Linked DNA regions of Homo sapiens: region 1 is linked to region 2. Evidence: chromatin contacts called from ENCODE Hi-C data. All regions are on one chromosome and are shown on one strand. Each heading gives the region's core, a stretch centred on a gene start or an enhancer-like site at or near the end of the contact. The rest is flanking DNA. Distances are from core to core; before and after follow the strand shown. Region 1 holds the start of LINC01097 (long intergenic non-protein coding RNA 1097). Region 2 has its middle 43 kb from the start of HS3ST1.

What was found. Hi-C counts contacts between places; a loop is a spot of excess contacts on that map. Pooled maps may share reads with other maps.
Region 1: a loop to region 2 is called in a pooled map, with 5 times the contacts of the local background. The contact joins the promoter of LINC01097 here to the enhancer-like site in region 2. A Hi-C loop is called at or near these places in 1 of 37 single-sample maps with no recorded cell type and 2 of 50 pooled maps.

The regions. Positions count from the first base shown.
Region 1 is chr4:13,529,599-13,532,894 of GRCh38, forward strand. LINC01097 (long intergenic non-protein coding RNA 1097) reads right to left here and starts at 1,819. Exons shown (of 4, transcript NR_034054.1): 1 at 1,550-1,819.
Region 2 is chr4:11,470,087-11,473,317 of GRCh38, forward strand. No RefSeq gene overlaps it. Among named protein-coding and RNA genes, the nearest start is that of HS3ST1, 43 kb to the left of the region's middle. RefSeq lists an enhancer at 96-285. Within about 2 kb of position 1,730, at least 12 of the 41 ENCODE cell types and tissues checked have a DNase peak (open chromatin) inside an H3K27ac peak, as active enhancers do.

The sequences.
Region 1 (3,296 bases), core at 569-3,068, 2.1 Mb after region 2:
CGGGAGGAGGCAGCCGGAGTCGGTGTTTTCTTAATAGGAAACTGTCCAGAGAATTAATACTCCCTTCCCCGCACCCCTGTGGGATTCTCCCCTCCTCTTCCCACAGCCTAGTCCCCACCCTAGGAGTGGGAGGGGGCGCAGAGGCGTCGCAAACATTAACTGGAGGCTTTGAAGTCCCACAGGTCCCCCGGGCCAGTTCCCGCCTCACCAATTCCAAGCTGTGTGACCCTGCCCAAGTCACTTGACCCTCCTGAACTTTGCTTGCTGCTCTGTAAAAAAGGTATAATCCCACACACTTCATGGGTTCTCCCCAGGATTCACCGAAAGGTATGGTCAGTGCAAGCACGTGGAAACCGCAGAATCTGTTCAACCTTCTTTCCTTTCCTGGAGCTCCAGTCTCTGCCTTACCCTGGTGAAGTGGTGGGGACTGCAGTGTGTGTGTGTGTGTGTGTGTGTGTGTGTGTGTGTGTGTGTGTTGGGGCTGAAGCATTGGGATTGAGTGCCCAGAACTGGGAAACTTGCCAATCAGGCATTGAGCAAGGAGGCCAGAATCTCTGAAACTGAGGAGGGTGAGCACGGAGCAACTGATGTGCCTTGCTGGGCCTTGTACCCTCCTTCCTGTCACCCCAGGTAGGAGGAACGGCCCTGGGTCCTCCGCCTTGCCTGTGAGGCCCGCCAGAGCTACCTGCACACTAGGATCTGCACTGTCACCAAGGAGTGGCACGTGGTAAATGAAGCCAGGATTAAAAGCCTTCCCTTTCAGGCTGCTGCCCCGGTCTCCACTGGAGACAAAAAAAAAAAAAAAAAAGCCATTTACTATTCACAGTAGGGAGTTTTGGAAAGATCATCTCCCTCTTCTGCAGATAGGAAGGAAGGGAAGAAGAGGCTGAGCAGGGTCTAGAAAGGCGGGTTCCATCCAGCCTTGTGTGCCTGATCATCTTTTAAGAGCTTGCTCTGTGCCATGCACCCACTCCAAAGGGCTTTAACTACGTTATCTCCTTTTATCTCCAAGCCAACCTATGAGTCTCCTTATTCCTTGGGGAGAATGAGGGCCTGAGTTTAGGGAACTCCTCCAAGGGTCTGGAAGCTGGGAAGAAGCAGAAGTGGAAGATAAGCCTGGCCCTGCCACCAAAGCCTGTTCACCACTCTGCCATTTGGAGCTGCAAGGCTTCAACCCACCAAGTCTTCTATCTGGCTTTTTCATGGTTCCTATGGGCCCTCAAATTCCACCTCTCAAAGGGCTCAGGAAAATGAAATGCGCTAAAGGTAAAACATTCAGCTCTGTGCCTGACATAACATTGATGCCCATTTAGTCACTTACTCTCTCCGGGCCTCATTTTTCTCCTGTGTAAATGGTACCCTTATCGCTGCCTGGGGAAACCAACGCACGTGTGGCCCGCGCTGAGTAGTTTGGAGCCAGACAGACTAGGTTCGAACCCCAGCTCCACCGGAAATAGCCGCGGCCAGGGTAGTGTTGATCCCCAAAGTGGGGTAATGGAAGTTGAGCTGCTGGAAGGAATGAATGAAATAATTCATGGAAAGCACTTACTGCAGGACAGGAAAGCGATTAGGCGCTAAATAAAGCGCTGGTTACCAGGATGCAAAGATTGGCCCGCACAGGCTTGGAGGTTTGCTGCCCAGGGAGAAGGAGAAGCAGCTCTCAGGCCCTTTCGGCAACTTCTCGGCTTCCCTTGCATCTCTGAACGTTAGTGATCCGGACCTCAGATCCGGTTTCCGAGGGCGCCAGGGTCCTAGGGCTGAGGTCCATTCAAATGCTTAGGCGACTCTGCCGCAGGCCTCCGGAAGAGGCCCGGTCGTTAAGAAAGGGGGCGGGGTAAGGAGGAACGGCTAGCACCTAGAGCTGGGGCCTGGCCTCTGCCCCCACCGCCCTGCCTTTGGCAACCAGCGAATCAGGACTGAAACGTAGGGACACAGAGGGACAGAGACTAAGTCCAGGATAGCGACGATCAGTCAGGCAGACATGGAGACAGAGAGATAGTGACATGGCCTTAGGATCGGCAGCCACGAAAAGCGCTCTTACAAACATCTGATATTCCAGTGACCTTCCTTCACTAACTCCCTAAATAATACTGCGCCTCACAGGCGCTAATCCGCAGCATATTTTATTTTTCTTTTGGCACTGCCATTTCTTGTCTCCCACTAGACTGTAAACTCCACCAAGCGGGCAATCTTTCTTCTCTGCATCCCTGGCACAGAGTAGGCTTTCAGCTACTTTTGCTGAATATCTGAGCACTAAATAAATGAACGAGCAAAGAAAGAAGGAAAGAGAGAACAGACAAGGATTTCACAACAAAGATTTTTCTCTTTAAAGAAATCTCTGTTTACGCATTTCCTCGGAGCTCATTGTTGAGATTTTCCCCTGGCTGGCCACCTTTTGAAGGATAGGACTCCAATTCTCCTTCCTGCATCCTGTGGCCACCTTCCCAATGTGTGCTTGGCTTGAATTCTCCTCAGGCCTGAGCCCTGACAGCAGGGCTCAAGCCTCTTATAAATGAGACAAGTGTATTTAGGAAGTGCCTCACTGCAGGCAGTATTTCATGGAAAACAATTAATAATATAAATAAAATATTAGACATCTTAGGAAAGAATTGTTTTTAAAAATTCTTCTGCAGATTCTTTTGGACAGAGGGAATGCCCTGGAAAATGAAGCTCCCCCTCAATGTATTTCTTTTCTAAACCTTAAAAGCCTATATATTGAATTTATTTTTAAACCACAATTGCAGTTGCAGATGGGATACACATAACCTATTACTTCAAAGAAGGTTTCCAGTGGGGGCTGACTTCTCACTGTTTGGGCTGTTGTTACAGTCTCTCCACACTTTCTGTCCACCTCTTACCATCTTCGTAAATATATTTTTTAAATGGTACATGTCCTTGTTTAACTTTGCAAAACTTATTATCAGCTAGGCTACAAGTATTTAGTGGTGCCAAATACTCAAGAAGCATGTAATTCTTTCACTACCCCATCTTTGTATTTGGAAACGGAGGTATTCATTTTTTCAGCAAAGAACTGTGAACTAGGTCTTCAGGAAAGCCTGGCTCCAAATCCACCTCTGTTTCAATGGGGATTTTTCAGGAGGAAGCTTTCATTGCCTTCCCTCTTGAGAGTATCAAAAAGATGTCAGGCCTGAGTCACTGGGTTCAGCTTTTCCAAATGATTGCTCCTGGACGAGTCATCAGCTTCTTTTGCCTCTCTGACTCTCAGGGAATCAATACTACCTGCCTTCAGATTCAAGAGAACTGGCGGCGGAGAATCTGTTTTGTGTTTGTTTGGT
Region 2 (3,231 bases), core at 480-2,979:
AGAGTGAGATGCGAAGGGACGGCCAGTGCAACACGGGCCTGTGTGTTTTTATGGACAGTATGAAGGTATTGAAACTGATCAGTAGTCTTCAAACATTTTCTTTCTTTCTTTTTTTTTTTTTCTTTTAGCAGGGAGATCTATTTCTCAAGTGAAAGGTAACTGAAACTGTCATGCATGAAACAAGCCCAAGCAAGCAGCTGCAGTTGCATGGTCAGCTGAGCCAAGGGCAGAGAGATGAGCCAGATGGGCTTCCCGCCCCTGGAGGGAGCCCCCATCCCCAGAGGGCAGACTCTGACACTCCTTCCCAGGTTCTTGGGGCATCACCAAAAAGAGTGGAAATCCCTACATGTTTTATCTCCAAGGGTCTCTAACCTTCTGTAACACTGCTCTGTGAATGCAATGAGACCATGTAAGAAAAGCACTGAGTAAAACCAAGAGCCTCATGTTTTGTTGCTATGCTGATTTTAATCTTTGAAGGTAAAGGGCCCTTGTATCTGACCTGCAAAGCACTTGGGCTGCTGGCTTTGCAAGGCATTGGCAAGAATAATACCTAAGGTACAGCTTCAAGAAGGTGGCTTTGTTTTCTCCTCTGAGAATAAGGGACTGAAAAAGTGATGAGTAACTCGGAAAAAAATAAAAGAGAACAAGAGAGAACAAAGTAGCTTTTCTTGATAAAGCATTTCCTCTAACCTGAAAGCTAGACACGGAAGCCAGGGAGTGCAGGAATTGCCCTGGCTGTGGCTAGTCACCATGCCGCCACCCCCAAATTCTTCTCACCACCAGATCAGCCAGGGAACGGCTTGCTGAAACCTGCTGGCTCTTTCTTGTGACCTGGAAGGATGACAGAGAGGCTGACATCCTGGAAGACCTCATTGCCCTGGGTTCCTTAGGAATCACAGAAGGGAACTCATTCACTCATTCATTCATTCAAGAATAGTATAGACTCTGCACAGTAGAGAAAACATGTATATCATTTTTCCAGATTCAACAGCTAGTGAATTTCCTGTATGCCAAGTCTTTAGAACTCAGGGATGAATGAAATTTCACAGGCTATTCTGTCTCTGAAAATCAAGTAAGGCAACACTCACATCCCCTCTGGGAAGCCAACCTTAGCCTCGTAGTCTGGATAAAATTTCACTATTATGTGCTACCTCAGCAGTTATGTACTGTAGCATCAGTCACATCCACTTCAGTGTAAGTTCTGGGAGGACAGGACATGTGTCTCTAGTAGCAGAAGAGATTGGCATGACAACAACCTCCAGTAGGTGTTCTACTAATTAAGTTTAGAAGAATTTAACTGTGGAGCCCGAGGCACGGGGATCACTTGAGGTCAGGAGTTCAAGACCAGCCTGGCCAACATGGTGAAACCCCATCTCTACCAAAAATACAAAAATTAGCCAGGCGGGTGGCACACACCTATAGTCCCAGCTATGTGGGAGGCTGAGGCAGGAGAATTGCTTGAATCCAGAAGGTGGAAGTTGCAGTGAGCCGAGATCGCGCCACTGCACTCCAGCCTGGGTGACAGAGTGAGACTCTATCTCAAAAAAAAAAAAAAAAAAAGAATTAACTATATTTAACTTTGCTTACCACACCACACTATGTACCCAATTACTTGTCTGTCTTCCCTCTCTACTCTCCCTATGGGCTGTGAGCCCCTACGAGCCCCTAAAGGCTGGAACCTTACCTCTTCCTGTCTGGCATCACATGCACTGTCTCATTCTATTGTGCGGAGACGTGAGCCAGGTCTGAATTCAAATCTATGACCCTGCCACTTCCTGTGGGGTGCATATCCTGTTTCAGTTTCCTCATATCTCAAAATGAAAATGAAAACACAATTTCCACACCTACAGCTACGAAAAAGCTTAGAAAGAATGCCAGTGATCTGCCTAGGACAATCCATAGCAAAGCATGGGCACACAGTAATTGCTAGCTATTAATAGAAACTTCAATTTGTTTAAACTCCTAAAGCTCATTGAATTGCTGGAAAAAAACAGCCTCTAGAGAACTTCTGTATATGCTTTTTTTCAGATTCGCCATGTTTTAACATTTTGCCACATTTGCTTTTTTATCCTCTATTTTTTCCTATTCTCTCTTTCAAATATTGTTAAATATAGTAATGCACACATACATACATACACAAACATGTATGTGTGTGAATTATGCATTCTAAAATTATTGTTTTCTATACCATTTGAAAGTAGATTAGCTACATCCTGTTCTTTTATTTTTTAATATTTCAATGTGTATTCTCTAAGAATATTCTTTTAAATAATTTAACCACAATGGTATTTCATTTAGGAAATTTAATGTTATAATATTTTCATCTAATCTACATTTTAATATGCCATATTTGTCATTGTCCCAATAATAATAATGTGCAAGTGCTCTTCCCTTCAAAACAGGATCTGGTCCATTTAGCAATTGTGTCTGTTGAATTCCCTTTAATTCAGAACTTTCTTCAGTCTTTCCCACTTTCACGACACTGACATTTTTAATGAACACAGGCCCCTTGTAGCATATTCTTTAATGTGGGTTTGTCTGATGCTTTTTTATGATCAGATTCAGGTTATGCATCCCAGCGGGGATACTCATAAGTGATGGCATTCCCTCTCCATGCACACATCCAGAGGCATGTGACATCCATCTGTTCCTTATTGCTAATGTTAATTTTGATCACACTGTCAAAGTGACATCTCTTTATACTAATACTGTGTAGTTACTACTTTTCCCCTTTTTGACTAATATGCAATCGGTGGAGAGACCTTTTGAGACTATAGGAGTATTCCATTTCTCAAAATTCCTCTGACACTTGGTACCCATGGATGATTCTTGCCCAACCAACCCTTACTAGGATGGTTAGAGCACAGTGAGTTCACAAATCTACCACCTCCACTTTTGTCATAGGTTTTCTACCGTAAGAAGGAACTATCTCTAAAGAGGCAAGACAGTGTGTCTGAGGACATTTTTCCTGTTACTGCAAAGAAATAGGAACTTTGTATCCTGGTAAGAGGTTGCGCTGGAGACAGGGGTGTGTATGTTAAGCCTACAAGAGCCCCGAGAAAGGCTGGGAACAAATCAGACCCTAAAACAAGGGAAGTGAGAGACCTTGAGCATGAAGGAGCAGAAGAAGATGAATTATAGGAGACTCGTTGGTGTCAGGAGAGTCTGGGCACCAGCCACAGGCAAAGGCAGGTCATATGGCACTGGGACCACAATCTAGTTAGTCCACTA